Linked DNA regions of Homo sapiens: region 2 is linked to region 1. Evidence: chromatin contacts called from ENCODE Hi-C or POLR2A ChIA-PET data. All regions are on one chromosome and are shown on one strand. Each heading gives the region's core, a stretch centred on a gene start or an enhancer-like site at or near the end of the contact. The rest is flanking DNA. Distances are from core to core; before and after follow the strand shown.

Region 1 (3,702 bases), core at 715-3,214:
ACAGAATGGTTTATAGAATGGTGTGTTGCCTGATTCTGTAATCACAAAAGTCAGTTAAGAGCTTTAAAGTAAATGTTATTCTGTCTTTTGGTAATAGCAATTACCACCATCCAAGGTACTACTGTAAATAATTATTGTTTATTCCCTCCTCCACCTCCTCAGCACAGGTACTTTGTGTTTTTTTGTTTTGTTTTGTTTTTTGAGGAGGAGTTTCACTCGTTGCCCAAGCTGGAGTGCAATGGCGCAATCTCAGCTCACTGCAACCTCCGCTTCCCGGGCTCAAGTGATTCTCCTGCCTCAGCCTCCCAAGTTGCTGGGATTGCAGGCATGTGCCACCATGCCTGGCTAATTTTGTATTTTTAGTAGAGACAGGGTTTCTCCATGTTGGTCAGGCTGGTCTTGAACTCCCGACCTCAGGTGATCTGCCCGCCTCGGCTTCCCAAAGTGCTAGGATTACAGGCGTGAGCCACTGCGCCTGGCCTTACTTTTGTTTTATACTCTGTTGTACCCTCAGCGTAGCACACATTAGGCACTTAGGAAGAATCTGAGAAACGAATCAGTTAATCCCTACTTTACCAATAATGAATAAAGACTGAGAAACTCGGGCCGGGCGCAGTAGCTCACACCTATAATCCTAGCACTTTGGGAAGCCAAGGTGGGCGGATCACTTGAGGTCAGGATTCAAAACCAGCCTGGCCAACATGGTGAAACCCTGTCTCGACTAAAAATACAAAAAAAAAAATATGAGCTGGGCGTGGTGGCGGGTGCCTGTAATTCCAGCTACTTGGGTGGCTGAGGTGGGAGAATCGCTTGAACCTAGGAGGCGGAGGTTGCAGTAAGCCGAGATCGCACGACTGAACTCCAGTGTGGGCGACAGAGTGAGAGTCTCAAAAAAAAAAAAAAAAAAAAAAAAAATAGACTGAAAAATTACGCAACCTGTCCAAGAACACTACAGCGACAATTAGCAAAGCTGGGATTTTAACCCAGGTCTATCTCACAGCCACAGCATAGTATTTTCTTTTTTTTCTTGCTGTGACTGCACGTTACGCCATACATGGCATTCAGGACGCAGAGGAATTAGTATTTACTGTTTTTAACATTCCTTACATGGGAATCACGTAAAGAATCAGGTAAACAGGATTCAATTTGTGACTCAACCATTAATACTTTGTGACACTGGCTAATTTATTTCACTTCTGGATGTCGGTTATGTTTTTTTTGAGACAGGATCTCGCTCTGCTGTCACCCGGCCTGGAGTTCAGTGGAGGGATCTCTGCACCGTCAACTTCCTGGGCTATCAAGCGATCCTCCCACCTCAGCCTCCCTGGTAGTTGGGACCACAGGTGCCCGCCATCATGTCCGGCTGATTTGTAAAATTTCTTTTGTAGAGATGGTGACCTTGCTCTGTGGCCCAGGCTGGTCTCGAACTCCTGGACTCAAGCGATCCTCCTGCCTGGGCCTCCTAAAGATTCAGCTGCTTTTGGATCAACCGATCGCCTTAAGACCTTTTAACTCGAACACCTGTCACATCCTAGGATCCGCGAAGGACTGAAACAGAGTTTCTGAAGCGTCCCTCGGCGCAGTAGCTCCGCTCCACCTCCCATTCGCGCTACCACCGCGGCCGCAGCCCCAGGAGTCGCCGCGGAGCCAGCGTCGCCCTCCAGCTGTTGCGCGTCGGAAGCCGGAAGCAGGGACTGAGCGACAGACTAGGAAACGCCGGTTTCTCCGGGGCTCCCCAGCGCCCCACCTTTACCCCGGAGGCCGCCCTCTTCCATTTGCTCTTGGGCGTCAGGGCGGTACCCCACTCCGCTCGACCCTTTGGATCCACTCGCACTTCCTCCCGTCCAGAGTCAAAGGCCCCGGAAGTGACGTTTACGCGCCGCGCGTAACGTGCGTTCGCTGGCGGTGCCGGGGGCGGGGCGAGCAGGAGGGTGGGTGTGAGGCGGGAGCTGGCCGCGGAGCCCAGACCTACCCGGGCGAAGCGGGCGAGCGGTGGTTTGGACGCCGGCGGAGACGCGGGCGAGGTACGGAGCGGACGGACTGGGGCTGAGAGCTGCTCGGCTCTCAGCTACAGGAGCGGGGCGGCGGGGCGTCTCGGGCTGGGGGTGGCAGGGCGGTCGGTCCGTGCCATCCGCGCGGCTGGGGCAGTTGCGCGTCGGTGCCTCCCGCTGTCCTTCGTCCCACATTCCGTCTCCGTCAGCGCCGCCTTCCCCGTTCCAGGCCGCCCTCGGCTCCCTTAATCCTCAGAGTGCGGCCTCTCCGTCCCAGACGCTAGTTGCCGGGATCTCCAGCGCCAGCCGAGCCCCGACGGCCTGACGCGGAGCATTTCCTGGCCGCCTCCCTCTCCGGCGGCTCCCCTCGCCCCGGCTCCCACCTTCCGTCCAGGCCGCTGGCTCCGAAGCAGCGTCTGTGGTCGCACGGGGCCCCTCCCACAACCTCCCCGGAAAGCGCTGGTATGGGACGCTCGGACCCAGACCACAGCCCCCGGCCGCGGCAGGGGCGCGGGGACTTGATCCCACGTCACCCTAGGGGGCAGAAGTGTCCCGGAGTTGGGAGGGGATTTGAAGCCTGTGGTCCTGACTTCCACCCCGTGGCTGAGGGCGAGGCTGCGGGGCCGGGGTTAGGAGCAGAAGTCCCTGCTTCCGAACCGTCTGGGAGGAGAGCCGAGGGATGCCCATCACGGCAGTTTAGGGAGAGAGAGGGAGGGACTCTGCCGCTTTGGAGGCTAGGTCATAGGCAGCTGGCGGTGTCTCAGCGCGGGTGACCAATCCTTGCGGTTGGGAAATGTGTCGTGGGCGCCCGTGGGCTCGTTTTGCCTTTGAGATTAGGTAGGAAATTTTCCCAGGACGAGTTTACCGGAGCACCTTGGGAGTTGGTTTTTGGCCTGGAGAGCTGCTTTCCCCCCTCTAAACCTAGAACTGCTTTGTTTTTATTTATTATTTTTTTCGACATGGGATCTCACAGTGTTGCCCAGGCAGGTGTGAAACTCCTGGCCTTAAGTGATCCTCCCGCCTCGGCCTCCCAGAGTGTTGGGATTATAGGCGTGAGCCATTGCGCGGCTTTAACTGCTGTTAAAGAGTGTGTTCCGGCCGGGTGCGGTGGCTCACGTCTGTAATCCCAGCATTTGGAAGGCCAAGGCAGGCGGATCATGACGTCAGGAGCTTGAGACCATCCTCCCTAACACGGTGAAACCCCGTCTCTACTACAAATAAAAAAAAAAAAGAAAAAGAAAATTTGCCGGGCATCGTGGCGGGCACCTGTAGTCCCAGCTACTCTGGAGGCTGAGGCAGGAGAATGGCATGAACCCGGGAGGCGGAGGTTGCAGTGAGCCGAAATCGTGCCACTGCACTCCAGCCTGGGCGACAGAGCTAGACTCTATCTCAAAAAAAAAACTAAGAGTCTGTTCCTTAAAATTGTTGTACCAAGAAACTTGCCAGAGATGCAAGAAAATGTGATTATATTGTTAATATTTAATGATAAATAACATTTTGCTTTTAAGAGTCACTGATTCATATCCGCAGGATTAAGAAATGTTCAGGATTTGAATTTTTAATGACCTTCCAAGCAGTCATGTTTCTGCTCTCTAGAAGTTAGCCAGTTGAGGAGAAGGGACAGTCAAGATACTTTCAAAACAGTGTGGTAAGGAATGTGAGCTAAGATGGAGCACCGAGGAAGGAGCCGGGCATTTAGGCCATGCTGTTG
Region 2 (3,702 bases), core at 757-3,256, 43 kb before region 1:
GTCTGTCCATCCATCTGGGGAGGACTGGGGACAAAAGCCAGGCTGGAGAGAGTTTTGGAGAGAGTGGGTCGTGAGAAAGTGAGGGATTAGAAGTGTAGATGACTGGCTGGGCACGGTGGCTCACGCCTATAATCCCAGCACTTTGTAGACAACTGGCCAGGCGCAGTGGCTCACATCTGTAATCCTAGCACTTTGGGAGGCTGAGGCAGGAGGATCACCTGAGGTCAGGAGTTTGAGACCAGCCTGGGCAACATGGTGAAACCCTGTCTTTACTAAAAATACAAAAATTACAGGGGTGTGGTAGCGAACGCCTGTAATTTCAGCTACTCAGGAGGCTGACGCAGGAGTATCACTTACATCTGGGAGTCGGAGGTTGCAGTGAGCTGAGATCGCACCACCGTACTTCAGCGTGGGTAACAAAGCGAGACTGTCTCAAAAAAAAAAAAATAAAGTGTAGATGACTCTTTGAAGCACCTTGGCTGGGGAGAGACAGAGCTGGGTGGGGCTGGACGTGGGCCTTACAAGGGACTTTAAAATATATATATATTTTTTTCTTGAGTCAGGGTCTCACTGTTGCCCAGGTTGGAGTGCAGTGGCACAATCATAGCTCATTGCAGCCTCAAACTCCTGGGCTCAAGCTATCCTCTCGCTTCTGGCCCCCAAGTAGCTGGGATTACAAGTGCCTAACACCATGCCTGGCTAATTTTTATATTTTTGTAGAGACTGGGTTTTACCATGTTGCCCAGGCTAGTCTCAAACTCTAATCTCAAGCAATCTGCCTGCTTCAGCCTCCCAAAGTGCTGGGATTACAGGTGTGAGTCATCCAGTGTGGCCAAGGGACTTTTAAAACTTTTTAAATGAGAGAAAGTGGACCGTGGGGCTGGGCGTGGTGGCTCACGCCTGTAATCCTAGCACTTTGAGAGGCCAAGGGAGGTGGATCACTCGAGGTCAGGAGTTTGAGACCAGCCTGGCCAACATGGTCAAACCCTGTCTCTACTAAAAATACAAAAATTAGCCAGGCATGATGGCGGGTACCTGAATTCCCAGCTATTTGGGAGGCTGAGGCAGGAGGATCACTTGAACCCAGGAGGTGGAGGTTGCGGTGAGTCCAGGTCATGCCATTGCACTCCAGCCTGGGTGACAGGGCGAGACTCCGTCTCAAAAAAAAAAAAAAAAAAAAAAAGAAAAATGGAGCGTGGTCATGTGCTGAGGGCTGGGAAACACTGGCAGGCATGGGAGAGCAAAAGGAAGTCCCTGGGTGAGGTCCCTGTGTTCAGAGCACATCTGGCCCCCCATCTGGTGGATGGTTTCTGAATAAGCAAGTTATTGGGCACAGATGACAGGAGCAGGCCCAGACATGGTGCAGGTTCCCTTGGTGATGGTGGATGCAGGAAGGGGAAGAACAGCTGGCCATGGGGGATGGGGAGCAAGATACATGGGAGTCTCCATGGTGCAGCCAATGTGCGTGGAGCAGAGAGAGGACTGCAGAAGGAGGCACCCCTGACCCCATGCCCCAGGGGACCCTACTGCTGGGCACAGGTCCATCTTCCCTCTGTGTCAACCAGGAAGCACAGTCATGGTGGTGAGGGTGGAGGGGGTGCAGAGCAGGAGTGAGAGGGGCTGGGAAGAACCTCCGTCCAGAAGGCAAGAGGAGGCCTGGGCTCCAGCCCAGCCCTACCTTGGATTCAATAAGAGACCCAGAGCCGACCTCTCTGCCCCAAGAGCCTCTACTTCCCCACCTGGAGAATGGGGCCTCAGCCTCCATGTGCTGTAGGGGGCTTGCAGCGTGGCGTCTCACAAGTCTTGCATTTCAGGCCTGCAGAACACAGAAAAGTCCATACTTGGGGATTCCAGGATCCTGACATTCTATAACATAATTTCTGTGTTGCCACCAGGGATGGGTCAAACCGACGTCTCTCCCTTCACAGTGGCTCTGTCTGCCCATCCCAGCCGCCAGCTCCCCTCCCTTCCCTTCTCCCTGTCAACTCTGGGCACGGCCAGCCTCGAACACATCCCAAGTGAGCACTTGGCAGGCGGGGACCATGATTCATGCCCTTCCAGCAGGCTTCGTGGCTTGCCTGCCTGCCAGAGTAGGCAGGATATTCTTGGCCTCACCATTCACTGAGGATTAGCAGGGCGGGGGTAGCTGGGGCTGGGGGAGGCGCAGACTGTGTTCTCCGGCCTCAGCGAGGTGGGGGGTGTTCATGTTTGAAGTGGCCGCTAGGCTGGCCAGGGAGGGAACATCACCCCATAAACTGAGGTCACGTCTGGGACTCAGCAGAACTGCGGTGGGGCCATCGGAGGAAGGCTGCCACCTGCTTCATGTCCAGGGAAAAAAGGTCCAGGAGTCCGAGAGCAAGTGAGGCTGCTCACCTCAAACCCCTGATCCTATTTCCCTCCATGAGCCTCTTCCTTATTGGGAAGCCCGGCCCTCTCCATCCCCACTACCTAGGCTGGGCCAGGAGTTTGAAGCCAGCTCCCAAACAGCCAAGGAACAGAGAAGTCAGCAGCCTCCAGCCACTCCCTCCCGCTGCCCACCCCAGCTCCCCAAATTCCCCATCACAGCCACGCACCCCCCCCACCCTCAGACCAGTACTTCAGGATAAACCTGGAGCTCCCAGGATAAGGCTGTGCCTCCCGCATTAGACCATCATTTCAGAGCAAGACTATGTCTCCCTAAAACCAAGTGTCCTGAGCCTCACCAGTGCATGCACAGCAAGGCCAGCGTCCCAGGCTAGGGCCATGCCCCTTAGACCATGGTTCCCAGCCAGAGCTCTACCTCCTCCCTCTGATCAGAACCCCCAGGGCAAGGCCTGTCTCCCCATCAGGGGTGACAAGAGAGGACTGGATCATCAAAGTGGGCAGCCCACGAAAGAGAGTCAGAGGAGAGTGCAAGGTCCCCACCCACCATGGGCTCACCTGGGCCCAGAGGAATCCGTTATTTCTAGGTCAGGCGCAAACAGTTCCTTGGTTTGGAGCAGGAGCCCGGGTCTGGACGATGGGTGAGGGGAGGTGATTTTGGAGCAGGGTCTCTGGGCAGGGAGGGGCCAGGTTTGCTCAGGGCAGAGGCAGCAGTTTAGCCTCTGCTGGTGGCAGCTCTCCCCACTCCCTGCAAGGCTGCGGTGATCCCCTGTGAAAATGCATTGTCCCCCTCCTCCAGGGCTCCAAGGTGCTGTCCCCAAGCAGTCATCACCCCAGACCTGGGTCTCTGAGTCTCAGTGTGGGTGGGTCTGACTCTGCCACCCAGGGCTCCAGCTTTGTGTCAGACCCACGGGAGTTTCACTCCTGACTCCACCCTGGTACTCCTCCACCTTTCTAACCTCGGTTTTCCTCATCTGGAAAATGGGGACAGGGACACCTACAGCAGGGGGTTCCATGGTGTGCTCTTTCCCCTTGGCTGGTCACAAGTAACTCCGGTGACTGCAGGGCCAAGGTGCAGGAAGCAACAAAGCTGAGTCCAGCCCGTCCTTCAGTCCCACATGCAGCGCTGGGACCTCTGGGAAGTCACTGAGACAGAGCCGCATGGAGGAGCGGGGAGATATCTGGCTGGCCTTGGGAGGGTTGGCCTTGGTAACCTGTGGGGAGGCGAATTCCAGGCCCCTCTGGGTTTCCTCGTGGGTCCATTCTCTCCCCCGAGCTCTGGCTTGAGCACCTGGCTAGAGCCCCTCTCCAGGGAGAGCTAGGGACCCATGTCCAGCCCAG

What was found. Hi-C counts contacts between places; a loop is a spot of excess contacts on that map. ChIA-PET counts read pairs that join two places held with the same protein, here RNA polymerase II (POLR2A). Pooled maps may share reads with other maps.
Region 2: a loop to region 1 is called in a map of ascending aorta, with 2.4 times the contacts of the local background. The contact joins the enhancer-like site here to the promoter of RABGEF1 in region 1. A Hi-C loop is called at or near these places in 50 of 168 maps with a recorded cell type or tissue (B cell, CD14-positive monocyte, CD4-positive, alpha-beta T cell and 33 more), 32 of 37 single-sample maps with no recorded cell type and 44 of 50 pooled maps. POLR2A ChIA-PET finds 5 or more read pairs at or near these places in 26 of 52 experiments (A673, AG04450, BJ and 21 more).

Annotation. Positions count from the first base shown.
Region 1 is chr7:66,738,769-66,742,470 of GRCh38, forward strand. It overlaps RABGEF1 (RAB guanine nucleotide exchange factor 1), which reads left to right and starts at 1,965. Exons shown (of 9, transcript NM_014504.3): 1 at 1,965-2,024. RefSeq lists enhancers at 1,579-1,628, 1,642-2,308 and silencers at 1,759-2,028, 2,049-2,188.
Region 2 is chr7:66,695,530-66,699,231 of GRCh38, forward strand. It overlaps a transcript of RABGEF1 not described here. Among named protein-coding and RNA genes, the nearest start is that of RABGEF1, 43 kb to the right of the region's middle. RefSeq lists an enhancer at 1,373-1,874. Within about 2 kb of position 2,007, at least 3 of the 41 ENCODE cell types and tissues checked have a DNase peak (open chromatin) inside an H3K27ac peak, as active enhancers do; they include ascending aorta, dorsolateral prefrontal cortex and tibial artery, where a contact is called at or near this core.